Linked DNA regions of Homo sapiens: region 2 is linked to region 1. Evidence: chromatin contacts called from ENCODE Hi-C or POLR2A ChIA-PET data. All regions are on one chromosome and are shown on one strand. The core of a region is the stretch at or near the end of the contact, and the rest is flanking DNA. Distances in the headings are between cores, read along the strand shown. Region 1 holds the start of LIMD1 (LIM domain containing 1). Region 2 overlaps SACM1L (SAC1 like phosphatidylinositide phosphatase).

The links. Hi-C counts contacts between places; a loop is a spot of excess contacts on that map. ChIA-PET counts read pairs that join two places held with the same protein, here RNA polymerase II (POLR2A). Pooled maps may share reads with other maps.
Region 2: a loop to region 1 is called in a pooled map, with 2.4 times the contacts of the local background. The contact joins the enhancer-like site here to the promoter of LIMD1 in region 1. A Hi-C loop is called at or near these places in 2 of 50 pooled maps. POLR2A ChIA-PET finds 5 or more read pairs at or near these places in 2 of 52 experiments (AG04450 and activated CD4-positive, alpha-beta T cell).

Annotation. Positions count from the first base shown.
Region 1 is chr3:45,588,587-45,596,154 of GRCh38, reverse strand. It overlaps LIMD1 (LIM domain containing 1), which reads right to left and starts at 1,404. Exons shown (of 8, transcript NM_014240.3): 1 at 1-1,404. The coding sequence starts at 1,275. RefSeq lists an enhancer at 1,528-1,697 and silencers at 1,788-1,917, 1,928-2,397.
Region 2 is chr3:45,726,474-45,734,041 of GRCh38, reverse strand. SACM1L (SAC1 like phosphatidylinositide phosphatase) reads right to left here. Exons shown (of 20, transcript NM_014016.5): 12 at 2,662-2,741; 13 at 1,891-1,989. Among named protein-coding and RNA genes, the nearest start is that of SACM1L, 41 kb to the right of the region's middle. RefSeq lists a silencer at 6,244-6,440. Within about 2 kb of position 3,126, at least 2 of the 41 ENCODE cell types and tissues checked have a DNase peak (open chromatin) inside an H3K27ac peak, as active enhancers do.

The sequences.
Region 1 (7,568 bases), core at 155-2,654:
AGGGGAGCTGGGGCTGTCCAGGAGCACAGATCCCAGGCTACCATCAGAAGACCAGCCCAGGGGACCCTCTTTACAAGATAACTCAGGCAGGGTGGACATCACTGGATGGACAAGACTGGTGGGGCTGAGCTTGGGACCAGTGCCAAGGTCTGTGCAGCCAGGCTTCGGCCCCAGCCCAGGGACCGCACCCTGCTGTGAACCGTCCAGACCAGCTGGCGAGGATGACGGGGCAGAACTGGAAAGGTAAGATTTGGGCCCATCCTGGAACCAGGGTTGGGGGTCCACATTGGGTTTGGACATCACACCTGAAACCTCACCCCCCAGCCCCGAGTTTGATCTTGGAAGACCTCCTTGCCTGGGGCAGCTCAGGGCCAAGGGTGCTGACACAGAAGGGGTCCTGGGCTGAACAGGCCCCACAGCTGGTGCTCCGTTCTCCAAGTTTGGGGAAGGCAGGCCAGGGCTCACCCGCTGGGAGGAGGCAGTGGACCAAAGGCCTGTTGGCTTCTCGCTGCTGCGGCCACCAATGCCACTATTCTGACCACCGAGGCTACCCTCAGAAGACCTGCTGGAGCTCAGGGAGAGCTGTCGGTGATTTAGGGGATGGTCCCCGCAGGGTTTGGGCAGTGGTGGGTCACTCCCCGGGGAGCTAGGCCACCCACTCCCTACACTCAGGCCGATGCTGGGGGACACTCCTGGTTTGTCACCCCACTTTGGGCTTGCCAAGGAGAGGTTGTCATAATAGTCTCCATGAGTGAGGCAGGAAGGATCCTCACAGGGGCCTGGCTGGTGGAAAGCAGACATCTCAGAAGTCGCCAGGCTCTCCCTGGAACCACAGTCCTGGCTGCCATGCCTCGTGCCATGCAGGTATGGCCTGGATCTCTGCTCCTGCGGTGGGTACGGGGGCTGCCCAGCAGCGAGGGTGGTGACTGCCCCAGGTGCCCCTGTCGAGGCAGCAAGAGGAGGCTTGGCAGCACCATCCACAGTCAGCTTGCTGCCCACAACTTCCCAACGGGCCTGTGGGCCCAGGCGGCCCCCTCCATTGACAGGGCCTCTACTCCCCCTGGGCAGAGTCTCCTCCTGCAGGAGCTGCTGCTGCTGCTGCTGGAGGTGGATTTTGGCCATCTTGGTGGCGAACACCCTGCGAGTTTCCTCAAACTCGGGGTTGTTGCCTGCACCCTTGTCCACTCGGAAGAGCCCATCCTTAGAGGCCTCATACATGTTCAGGTCCTCGATGAATTTACTGGCCTCCAGGCCCAGGTCGTCATACTTATCCATGCTGCAGACAGGTGTCCGGGCCTAGCCCAGGTGCCGTGTGTGTGTGTGTGTGTGTGTGTGTGTGTGTGTGTGTGTGTGTGTGTGTGTGTGTGTGTGTGTGTTGAGGGCAGCGGGGAGATGCTGGCGAAGGGTCGGGGCTCAAGTCCGGCCCAGTACAAGTAAAGACTTCCACCTGCCTAGCGTGAAGGGCATGACCCCAGGATTTAAGAGTCCAGCCGAAGTTGAGACCTCAACGCCAGCTGGACCAAGTTTGCTTCCAACTCCCTTTCCCCTGGAGACGTCCTTGTTGGGGTAGCTGGTGGCACTTCGCCGTCCCGGGCCTGCTCAGCGGAGTTCTTTTCTCCTCTTCAAATTATAAAAGGAAAAAGAAAACAGCAAAAAAGTAAAATCACATCCTCCTTAGGCAACCAAACACGGAAACTCACAGCAAGGCAGCAGCCGACTGGGCCGGGTGAAGCTGAATCGGCCGGGAGGGCGCCGAGGCCGCGAGTCGGGCCGGAGCAAACGCGCGGCGGCTGAGGCGCAGGTACGTTCCAGGCGCTGGGTCCTCCGCTGCTTCCCCGGAGCTGCGATCCCGGCCGGCGCCTGGCAGGAACGCCGTCCGGGACGCACGGGCGGCCGAGCAGCGGCAGGAAGTTCACGGCAGCTGGGGCTGGCGGCCCATTGTCCGATGGCGGCGGCGGATCGGCGCGCGCGGGCCGGAGGGCGGCGGGACGCGGAAGTGAGTGCGCCAGGCGCAGTCCCTGCTGCTCGCTCGCCGGCTCTGCACGTCCCGAGCCCGCGCCGGGGCGGAGGGGGCGGCCGAGGGGCGGGGACGGCGCGCGGGCGGGCGCCCAGGGGCAGGCCTGCACCCGGCAGCGTGGCTGGGCCTCCTGCCCCCAGGCCTGGCTGGAGAACACCGAGGGGTGCCCCACAAGTCCGTCCCACGCTCTAGCACTGGGACTGCACGGGACTTCGCCGCCGCCACTGCCGCCCCCTGCGAGTCCTGGACCGAATTGGGTGCTCCGACCTCCCTTCCAGCCTCGGGTCCTCAGCCCGGCCCCGCCCCTGGCAGCGCTGGGCGGGGTCCTCCGCTCGGAGACGGGCGGCCTGGGTAGCCTGCATGGGCCCAACACAGGCGCTGGGAGTTTGCGAGGACTTTCGAGGACGCCGCTCCTCGCTCCACTGCCTCAGTTTCCCCGGTGGAAAGCCAGCCCTTTGTGCCTCTCGAGGCCGGCACCGTCCAGGCTGTGCCCGCCGCCCGGCTTGCCCGAGGTGCACTATTGGAGAGGCGCACGGGCGTGTCACCCATGGCTGGCCCACCGTCCTCTTTGACAGGTCGGGAGACTGAGGCAGAGAGGGGGAAATGCCCAACATGCCAACGTAACCAGCAAAGCGTAGATGGGAGCCCGGGCCCTCTGAAAGAGCGAAAAAGAAGAAAGTCTCGTTGTGCCTGCGCGCATTTCACGTCCTCAGTGCAGCAGTAAAAGCACGTGCCCTAGTAGGCTCGTTATTCGTAGAGGGACCCATCTGCAAGTGGATCCGCGCGGCTGCAGGGACACCAGGCCTGACTCCTTGGCGCCCCCGCATGGCCCGGGACTCCCTATACCAGTTCCCAGGCGATCCTGGAGAGGTTTCATTTCCCACACTACAGCCATCGTGATCCTAAGGCAAATACTAGAACAGACACTTCTCTACCTAAATCCTCAGTGCTTACCCCAGAATTAAATTGAAATCGGCCCCTTGCCGCAGCCTTCTGGGCCAGATCTAGGGATCTTCCCTCCCTCCCTGCACTCTAGCTGCAGGAGCTTCCTGGTGTCTGCCCAGAGCTTGCCCCTAAACTGAGTGGCTCATCTTTCCCATCCCTGCTGAAGTCACCTCCTCTTAGAGGCCTCCTCAGAGTGGTTCCTGTTGTTCTTTTTCAGCACCCTCTTTACTTCCTGCTCAGTTCTGATAACTATTTATAATTATTTATTTGTTGGTTAACATGCGTTTTTTTTTGTTTGGTTGGGTGGTAGGTTTCCCACTCCATTTGACCATATCTGTATGCCAAGTGCCTGGTATATATTAATAGTAGTACCTAATGGTCGAATAAGTGAATTAGTGAACCCCTATCTGCCAGAGTTGTGACAGAGAACAAATAAGATAATATATATGAATGTGCTTTATATTCTGTAAACCAGGGGTCCCCAACCCCTGGGCTACTGACCAGTACTGGTCTGTGGCCTGTTAGGAACTGAGTGGCACAGCAGGAGGTGAGAGGAGGCAAGCCAGCGAAACTTCATCTGTATTTACAGCCACTCCCCATTACTGGCATTACCGCCTGAGCTTCACATCCTGTCAGATCAGCAGTGGCATTAGATTCTCAGAGGGGTGCACAAACCTTATTATGAACTACCCTCATGAGGAATGTAGGTTGCACGCTCCTTATGAGAATCTAATGCCCGATGATCTGAGGTGGAACAGTTTCATCCCGTCTGTGAAAAAATTGGCTTCTGTGAAACTGGTGCCAAAAAGATTGAGGACCGCTGCCGTAAACCCAAAGTATGGTTAATGGACTCCATATCACCAGGGAGCTTGTTGAAAATGCAGAATCTTAGGCCCCATTGCCAACCTACTGAATCAGAATCTGCATTTTAACAAGATTTCTGGGCGGTTTATTTGCACAATAAAGTTACAGAAGCACTGCTATAAAGCACTATACTAAAATGAAGTATTTTTATTAAAAAATTTTTTTTGGTTTTTTATCTACAAGTAATACATGTTTCTATAACAACTTTGAACAATACAGACATATATAAAGTTTTAAAAGTTGCCTACCATCCCCTTTCTCAGAGGTAATCATAATTAAACACTCCTTAGGTGTTGGGTAATACTTATTAATTAAAAACTGGATTTTGGAGTGGAAGACTGGCTCACTTTGCCTGACCTCCAAATATGGCAGTTGTAGCTGACAAAGTGCTAGGAATATATGGCCATCCCTCTGCAAAGTCCAGTAAGCTCAGAGCCAGCTTCCTGGGTTTTCAGTTTGGACAGCTGGGACCCTGGTGCAGGAGCCACAGACACCAACCAGTGCTCTTACATTTGTCTTCTCTTTTCATCCTATCTTGGTGATGGCAGCAGTGGTCCATCTGGAGCAGCCACTGCCATGATGCTAGCTGCAATGGCGAGGTGAGGCCGTGACTGCATGCTCCATAGAGCTGGTAGGAGCTAGGAACAGGCAGGAGCCCCACTCCCTTCTGAGTTGGTGGGGCGGGAGCCCTGCCTTCCCAGGCACAGCTGCATCCACCCAGCTGTGGCTGCAGACCTGGGCATCCCTGTGCTCCCGGGGACCTAGAAAGCCCCCCTACTCCCACAGGCTCAGAAGTGCCTGCTCCTGTTGCCTGGCCTCTCCTGGTGCCCATTCTGATTTTGGAGCAAAGTTGAAGCTGAGCCCAGATACTGTCACGACCCAGCTGGGGGTGCACGCACTCAGGGCAGCACTGACACACCAGTCCCCTGCCGCCTCGGCCCCCTCCAGACTTTGGGTGCCGATGAGCATGGGAGGGAGGCCAGGGTGAGGCTGAGGGCAGTTCGGCATGTACCTGCAGGCACCCCTCAGCATGAACAGCCTGGGTGCCATGGGTGCCATGGCCAGCAGGTTGATGGCAGCAGGGGGCAATCAGGCTCCTGGGTGAAATGGGATGGGTCCCCAGTGAAGCCCCCTTCAAGACAGGGACAGCCTGAAACCTAGGGGCTGAGCTATCAGTCCTGCAGACTGGAGTGAGAATTTATGGTGCTTTTCCTGGGCCTGCCTATGGCTGCCGGTGGACCAATCAGCACACACTTCCTCCCTTCTGAAGTCCATAAAAAAAACCAGACTCAGCCAGACTCAGGCAGACAATGGGATGACCTGCCTGCAGATAGGAGCTACCCACTCTGGGTCTCTCTGCTGAAGGCTGCAGAGACATCGGGGCAACCTGCCTGTGGAAGGCAGCTACCCACTGTGGGTCTCTTCTCCACTGAGAGCTGGACACTCATCGGGACAACCTGCCTGAGGAAAGGAGATACCCACTGAGAACAGTTCTGCCACTCAGTGAGGCTCCTTTCTGCCTTGCTCACCCTCCAGTTGTCTGCATACTTCATTCTTTGTGGACACAGGACAAGAACTTGGGACCCACTGGGCAAATGGTGGCACTAAAAGATCTGTAACACAAACAGGACTGAAACACACCCCTTGCTTGCCACGTTGTGGGCAACGAGAAGGAGAGAAGAGAGAAGGAGAAAAGAGAGAAGGAGAGAAAAGCTGCAGCCCTTTGGGGAGCCCAGACCTAGGAGCACCCCAATCCAGGGTTATGATACCCTCTTTGGGGCTCTGCGGTTCCTGGTGTCTCCAAGCTTCCAGGTGCCACCGCATTCCCCAGTGCCAGCGGTGGAAGTTGCCTGTGGTACGCCTGGTCCAGCCACAGCTGTGCCCGTGCTGGCACCTGGAGCTGCCTGCACTGCCACAGCTGGCATGCCTGGCTGTGTGCAGTGGCCAGACCCCATGCTTGCTTGCTCACACAGCTCTCGCTGCTCCATGGCTGGCTTGCCCTTGGCAAGCATGGGATCCACACCAGTAGCACGAGCTGAGCACAGCCTGTCAGGCTAAGTGGGCGAAACAAAACCAGCAGGCCTGAGCAAAACTTGGGCAAAGGCACCACTAGCCACAGAGGTTTCTGTCTGGAAAAGCAACACCCCAAGTATCCTGTGACATTGGCACCTATGTGAGCCCACAATCCTTGATGCCCTCCTGCCTCCCCGTATCTTGGCTTAGCTGAAGTGCTCAGCATTCCAGAAGCTTGTAGGCATTACTCTCCACCCCCACTGCCATTCTAGAACAGTTGCACCATCTCCATCAACTAAACACAAACCTGAATCCACAATCCATGTATTTCCTGCCCCAACTGGGTTGTCCTCTCTTAGTCAATGGATCACCTTACACCGTTACAAAATAGATTATAAAGATGGCATCCCAGCCGAGCACAGTGGCTCCCTCTTGTAATCCCAGCACTTTGTGAGGCCAAGGAGGGAGGAATGCTTGAGGCCAGGAGTTTGCGACCAGCCTGGGCAACAAGCATAGTGAGATCCCATCTCTACCAAAAAATAATTTTTAAAAAATTGGCCAGGTATGGTAGCACATGACTGTAGTATCGCACCACTGTTCTCCAGCCTGGGTGAAAGAACAAGACCCTGTCTCAAAAAAAAAATTAAAAAAAAAAATAAAGATGGTATCCCATGGGCATCAAACTGAATAATATACCACTGTGAAAGGGTACTTAGAAATGGCCAGGAGACTACTGATGTTTTACTGCTGCTGTTTAATACATAAGAGGCAGAGGTCTTTCAAATTCTCTGCATAGCATTTAGAATCCCAGCTGTGGTTATTTAATACAGGCTGTTTTTGTCTGTTTCATGTGCTTGGAAACAACTTTAATATCTCAAAAAAAGGTGTTTATATTTGCATAACAGTTGTTTAAGAAGCAAAATACTGAAAAGTTAAAAAATTTTATCAGTAGGTAGGCAGAGTGTAAATGGTTTTGTTTAAGTGTTTACCAGTAATGTTTTATTTTGTTTTCTTGAATGAAAACATGTTCAATATTCTAGTTGACTAGTCTTGGTCCATTTGGGCTGTTATAACAGAATACCACAGACTAGGTGACTTATAAACAACAGAAATGTATTTCTCATGGTTTGAGAGGCTGGGAAGTCCAAGATCAAGGCAACAGCAAATTCAGGGTGTTAACCAAAAATAAAATCCTAAGGCCCCCCAACCATCTAAATGGACTTCCTCCTCAGCCAGGGCACTCTAAAATTTAACCTGAAAGTGGGGGTCAGACATGCCTCATTACACCTCTCTGGCATTAACATCAACACAGACCTTAAGTCTGATGAGAAATATTTACAATCTATTCTCTCTGGTTTTGTTGTTGTTGTTTTGTTTTGTTTTGAGATGGAGTTTTGCTCTTGTTGCTCAGGCTGGAGTACAATGGCATGGTCTCAGCTCACTGCAACCTCCGCCTCCTGGGTTCAAGTTATTCTCCTGCCTCAGTCTCCCGAGTAGCCGGGATTACGGGCACACGCCACCACGCCCAGCTAACTTTTTGTATTTTTAGTAGAGCTAGGGATTCTCCATGTTGGCTAGGCTGGTCTCAAACTCCTGACCTCAGGTGATCCACCCACCTCAGCCTCCCAAAGTACTGGGATTACAGGCATAAGCCACTGCACCCAGCCCAACAATCTATTCTCTCTGAAGCCTGCTACCTGGAGGCTTCATCTGCATGATGAAACTTTGG
Region 2 (7,568 bases), core at 1,877-4,376, 140 kb before region 1:
TTTCCCTTCCTCCCCTTAAACATCCAGATGTCTGCACTGCAACCAACCACAGTTACCAGTTCCCATGTTTTCTTTAACAAGCTCCTTGATAATTCTATGAATTCAAAAATCTGACAACACACAGTGTGGTGGTTAAGAATATGGATGCAGGAAGCAAACTATCTGTTTGCTAGCCTTAGCATCATACGCAACTTACTAACTCTAGAACTTTAAATAGTAAGCTTTTTCATCCACAAAATGGAGGTAACAGCAGCACCACCATTAGGCTTCTCTAAGGTTTGAATGAGATAACACATAATGCACATAAAGTACTTAGCACAGTGTATGGAACACAGCAAACAACGAATACTGGATAATGTTAACTATTGAAACTATTCTCCAAAATCCAAAAGGAGGAAGAAAATGCAACAGATTCATCAAGGGCTAAATACAAATCATGACCTCAGGAACAAAAGCGTGGAAGAATGTGTTAGGATGAAAAATCTACATATGGATCATGCAGAATTGGTAAGGTTCGTTTAGAGTTGGTGTACATATATATGTGTGTGCAAGGGTGTGTGTGTCCGTACCCCATGAATACTTATAAAATCCTAGATATGTTATAAACATTATCGCTTAAACTATACAGTAAGTTATCATCTTCACTTTACAAATGAAGAAACCGAAGTCTGAAGATAACTAAGTGGCCCTGGGTCATATTACTACTAAGAGAAAAACTTAAATTCAAACCAAGGTGTGTTGGATCCCAAAGCCCAGATTCTTCCCACTACCCCCAAAACCCTTAGAAAAAAGTCTCGAGAGATCATCTGAAAGTCACCAGTGAAAGCTCTGCTCTCCCTGTGGACCACAGTGAACAGCAACGAACACAAACTCTGGAGTCAACTCTCCTTCTTTCTTACACTCTTGTACGGCAGCAGTTAATGGGTGAACCCAAGGAACTACCTCCTCCAACAACATGCCAGGGCCAGCCAATGTTTTCTCTAATTGCCCAACAACAGGAGGTCAATTTCCCTTCTGTGTTCATGGCAAAACGTCACAGAAAAAAAGCAGATTTAAATAACTGTAGTTGATTACCTAATGTATATAAAAAGATATTTTTGAAAACTGAGCAAATGTCTATCCAAGAGGTTTTACTATATTATTGTGTAACAAATTAAAAAGTGCATTTGGATTGCCAGGTTTAGAACCATCACACACAGGCAGAAGAAAATGGTAGTACGATTTACAGATTCCTTCTTCTGGCTTTAAAATCGGTAAAGACTGGCACGCATAGAGTATGGTAAACCTGAACCAATATGATAATATAGTACTGCAAAGACATTCAGACCCTTTGATCCATTAATCCTACTCTGAAGAATTTTTTTAAAGAAATAAATTTAACAGATGTAAAATATATATAATGATTCATGGCACCACAATCTTTCATGATAGAAAGAGGAAAGGAAATAAACCAGGTGCTCAGGGTGAAGAAAAGCACTTTCTTAGAACTATGTTATGATAAAACAGAATATAGAAAAGCCATTAAACACTATCATTACAGACGCTGTACAGGTTAACAACAAAATACTTGTGATAGAATGTCTAGTGGAAACGACAATACAAAATAGTAGTAAACCAAGTTCAATTATACAAAAATTTGTAAATGTATGGTAGATAATTTATAAAAATATGAAGATATCTGGCCTTGGGTCATTTTTAAGAATTCAAAAATATTTTGAAGTCACCAAGTCTCATCTTTCCAGTAAAGAAATTAAAAATAATAAAATAGTACAGACAAGCAATGACAATCCAGTGAACTGTACTTGTAAGTCTGCTGGATGACGCATAATAAAATATGACTGATATATATACCTCTTCCCTCTACCTCCTTAAGGAAATAATATAGCTTACCTTAATTCATCTTGCATTTCTGCTACCTGATCCAATAAAATACTTAGTCGATCCCATCTCATATTTTTACATTCCTTATGGAAGTCAAAGGCAATGTATCTACCAAAAGAAAAGATATTCAGAAACCGACCAGAGATCATTCATTTTCCTTCTATTAATAATACCTTCATAAGCTGATTTTCCTCTTTATATCAGTGCATACATATTTCTTGGGAACACTAGAACCTCCTTCACTCTGGGTTTATCACTATACATATACTACATGCACACACACACCCCTTCTCATGCTCATACCTAGCAGAGGAAAAAATATATATATGATATGTGCAGATATAAACATGAAAATATATGCATATATATCTATCCTCACAGGTTCTTCTGGGGCCCTCAGGAGGAGTAGAGGAGAAACACAACAAATGGTAGTGAAGTAAGCTCAAGTACAGCAATCAGGTATGCACTGCAAAGAGGCCTAGTCCAAATTCCTTAAGGCAATTCTAGTGGCAAAGTATTATCTATGGAAACTCTCTGGAGCACAAAGCCTCAATGAGGGAATTTTAATCAGAGACTAAACTCAAAACTTGACTGAAAAGAAGTTATTCTGCAACATAAATTATGCTAGAGAAATTTCAAGCCAACAAAATATCATGCTTTGATCTACTATTGAAAAAAATGCAAGCTGAAACATATGTCTAGTGAGCTCTATGTAATCATGCATATATGTAAGTGCACATCTGATCTGAAAAGACCTGCAACAGATTTCTAGTGAGGTACCTCATCATTCCACTTCCCAAGGAAGACACCATTGTTGCAAATGTCTGCTCAAGTGGCTTCTCCGAGCCCTTCTGGTTAATCTGTAAAAAATTTCAAACACCATAGTTTCCAGTTTATTTCAAAGGAGAGAATGGTATCAGAAAAAGGACAAACTAGGAAGCTCTAAGCTCTCATCATTCTCCCACAGAAACATCAAAAAAACCCAGAAGCTGTCTGAGCCAACTTTGTAGGAGCTCTGAAAAACGATTAAAGGTTTTATAGTAACCCACCCAAGCACCCAATAAAGTAAAAGTCACTTTCAAAATGGTGGGAAAGTTTTGTGGCATTTAACTTGTCCTTGACCCAGCCCCTCCTCAGAGTGGTGACAACCTTAGTCTTACAAGGGAATAACCGGGTTCTCAGTTCCCCTCATCAAACTAGAGGAGGCAGACCAGACCTTATTTGCATATAATTGTGTACATCTGTTGTAACATGAAGGACTAACTCATCTCTGTCCCACGTATCTCTGAACACGGGCAGTAAAAATGGTGACCACTGTTTGTAAAAGCTACAAGAGGAACATAAACCAATGGATGCCTGAGGCAAAAAATTCTGGATGGAGACATACAATAGACCATCTAAAGGCTGGAGAAGAAGCTTGGTGATATTCTTAGGAAATTAGGACTTTCAAAAGCAGCCATGTATATGAAGGAGTTTTGAAGGCCACCCACATAACCAGGCAAGATGCATGCTGAAAAGAGTCCTGAGAAGACCTTAAACCTTTACCACAGACTGATCCCTAGGCTCACAGCAAGCCTGGCTACTCAGCAAAGGACTGCCCCAGCATACAGCAAGTCTGCAAAGAATGGGGGACAGGGTTGTTCTCTCATTTTTGCTTTCTTTTTTTGTTAGTTTGTCTATTTCAGTTCTTGGAATTCAATGAAACCTGTCAAAACAGCTGAATAGAAGCAAAAGGAACAGACCTCAGTGAACATACACAATAAGAAAGTTTTGGCAAAAATAGTTTGGAAAAGTCTCAAAAAAAAAAAAAATGGATTAGCAGAGTCTTTAACAATCAAATAAAACAAAAAAAACCCCAGCAAACCGTAGGGGAAAAGGAGACTCTGACTTCCAGAGTTATGATATTATAATAATCAAACATATAATTAAAAAAAAAATCACAGGTACAAAAATAAACAGAAAAACATGACTCATTCAATGGAACATAAGAAATTGACAGAAACTGTTCCTGTGGAAGCCAAGACAGGACTTGGCTTATTAGACAAAGACTAGACTTATTAGACAAAGACTTTAAAGCAACTGTCTTAAAAACACTCAAAGAGCTAAGGGGAAACACAGACAAACAACTAAAAGAAATCAGGAAAACAATACATAAACAAAATGAGGATATCAACAAAGATAGAAAAATTATTATAAGAAGCCAAAAAATAATTCTGGAGCAAAAGAGTACAAAAAGTGAAATAAAATATTTAGCACTATGGGAATTCCAGGAAGAGAGAGAGAAAGGCAGAGACAGATTATTTGAAGAAAAAAAAAATAGCCAAAACCTTCCCAAATGTGATGAAACATATGAATCTACAAACCCAAGCTCTGAACTCTAAGGAGACCCACACCAAAAACATTATAATCACATAGCTGAAAGACAAAAACGGAATCCTGAAAAGCAGCAAGAGAGAGGAGACTCATCACACACAAGAGATTCTCAATGGGATTATCCGCCAATTTCTCATTAGAAATCTTGGAGGCTGAAGACAGTGGGATCATATATTTTAAATGCTGGAAGAAGAAAAAACTGTCAACCAAGGATTCTGTATCTGGCAAAACGTCCTTTAAAAATGAAGGAAAAATTAAGACATTCCTAGATAAACAAAACCTGAGGTAGTTCATTATCATTAAACCCAATCTGTAAGAAATGCTAAAGGGAGTCCTTCAGGTTGAAATGAAAGGATGCTACACAGTAACTTGCAGCTATACAGAGATATAAAAATTTCCAACAGGCTGGGCATAGTAGCTCACACCTGTAATCCCAGCACTTTGGGAGGCCGAGGTGGGCAGATCACTTGAGGTCAGGAGTTCGAGACTAGCCTGGCCAACATGAAAACCCTGTCTCTGCCAAAAATAAAAAAATTAGCTGGGTGTGGTGGCCCACACCTGTAATCCCAGCTACTCAGGAGGCTGAGGCAGGAGAATCGCTTGAACCCAGGAGGCAGAGGTTGCAGTGAGCCGAGATTGTGCCACTGTACTCCAGCCTGGGTGACAGAATAAGACTCTGTCTCAAAAAATAAATAAATAAATAAATAAATAAATCCAAAAAGGTAAAGACAAGGGCAAATATAAAAGCCAGTATTATTGAAATCCTGGTCTGTAACTCCAATTTTTATTTCTACAGGATTTAAAAGTCAAATGCAGTCAGGAATGGTGGCTCACATCTGTAATCCTAGCACTTTGGTAGGCTGAGGCAAGAGGATGGCTTGAGGCCAGGAGTTCAAGACCAGCCTGGGCAATATAGTGAGACCCCCATCTCTATAAAAAACAAAAAAATTAGCCAAGCATGGTGGTATGTGCCTATAGTCCTAGCTGCTCAGGAAGCTGAAGTGGGAGGATTCCTTCAGCCCAGGAGTTCAAGATTACACAGAGCTATGATCATGCCACTGCACACAAGCCTGGGCAACAGAGTAAGACCTTTTCTCTAAAAAATAAATACATATATACATAAATAAGAGCCAACTGCATAAAAATAATTATATATTGATGTTACTGAAACACAATATATAAAGATGGAATTTGAAATGTCAACATAAAAAGGAAGCATGAAGGCTTTACAGGAGTAGAGCTTTTATATGCTTCTGGTATCAATCCAAATTAGATACTTATAACATTAGGATGTTATATGTAATCCTCATGGTAACCACAAAGAAAACAGCTATAGAATATACACAAACGAAAATGAGAAGGTAATCAAAATATATCACTACCAAAAAAAATCAACTAAGCACAATAAGAGACAGTAATGGAGGAAATGAGGAACAAAAAGCTATAGGACACACAGAAAACAAGTAACAAAATAGCAGAAGTAAATCCTTATCAGTAATTACTTTAAATGCAAATGGATTAACTCTCCAGTAAAAATAAGTAGACTGGCAAAATGGAAAAAAATATGATCTAACTACATGCTGTCTCTAAGAGATTCATGTTAGACCTAAAGACACATATAGGTTGAAAGAGAAAGGATGAAAAAAGATATTTTGTGCAAATAGTAATCAAAAAAGAGCTGGAATAACTACACTAGTATCAGACAAAATACACTCTAAGTGAAACATTGTTACAAAAGACAAAAAAAGAACATTGTTTATTGATTAAATGGTCAATTTTCCAAGAAGATACAATTATAAACATATATGCAACAAACCATGACCGCCTGAAAATATAATGAAGCACACTGACAGAACTGAAGGGAGAAACAGAAAATTATATAATAATAGTAGAGGCTGGGCGCAGTGGCTCACGCCTGTAATCCCAGCACTTTGGAAGGCCGAGGCGGGCAGATCACGAGGTCAGGAGATTGAGACCACCCTGGCTAACACGGTAAAGCCCCATCTCTACTAAAAATACAAAAAATCAGCCAGGTGTGGTGGTGGGCGCCTGTAGTCCCAGCTACTCGGGAGGCTGAGGCAGGAGAATGGTGCAAACCAGGGAGGCATGCCACTGCACTCCAGCCTGGGTGACAGAGTGAGACACCATCTCCAAAAATAAATAAATAAAAAATTTAAAAAAATTGTAGGAAACTTCAATACCCTACTTTCAACAACAGAACAATCAGACAGAGATGAATAAGAAAATAGAGAATTTAAACACCATCATAAACCAATCAGACCATATTACTGTACCCAACAGCAGCAGAATACACATTTTTTTACAAGTACACATGAAATATTCTCTAAGACAAACTATATCTAGGCCAAAAAACAAGTTTTAACACATTTTTAAAAATTCAAATCACATTAAGTATATATTCTGATCACAACAGAAAGCTAAAAATCAAGAATAGAAGGAAAACTAGAAATTTCACAAACATGTGAAAAACAAACAACATACTGAACCACTGGTTCAAAGAAAAAATCCCAGCAAGAGAACTTAGAAAATACCTGAGACAAATGAAAACAAAAATACAATATACCAAATGTATGAAATAAAGCGGCCGGGCGCGGTGGCTCACGCCTGTAATCCCAGCACTTTGGGAGGCCGAGGCGGGTGGATCATGAGGTCAGGAGATCGAGACCATCCTGGCTAACAAGGTGAAACCCCGTCTCTACTAAAAATACAAAAAATTAGCCGGGCGCGGTGGCGGGCGCCTGTAGTCCCAGCTACTCGGGAGGCTGAGGCAGGAGAATGGCGTGAACCCGGGAAGCGGAGCTTGCAGTGAGCCGAGATTGCGCCACTGCAGTCCGCAGTCCGGCCTGGGTGACAGAGCGAGACTCCGTCTCAAAAAAAAAAAAAAAAAAAAAAAAAAAGAAATAAAGCAAAAGCAGTGCTGAGGAAAATTTGTCGCTGTAAATGCACACATTAAAAAAGAAAACCTCAAAGCAATAACCTAATTTTACACTTTAAGGAACAAGAAAAAGAAGAGCAAACTAAACCCAAAGCTACCGGAGGAAATAATAAAAATCAGAGTAGAGATAAATAAAATAGAAAATATAAAAACAATAAAGTCAATAAAACTAAAAGTTGAACTTTGAAAAGATCAACAAAATTCACAAACTCTTAGCTAGACTGACCAAAACAAAACAAAAGACTCAAATTACTAAAATCAAGAGTGACAGTGGACATTACTAGCAATTTCTGAGAAATAAAAAGGATCTAAGAGAATACTATGAACAACTGTATGCCAACAAGTAGGATAACCCAGA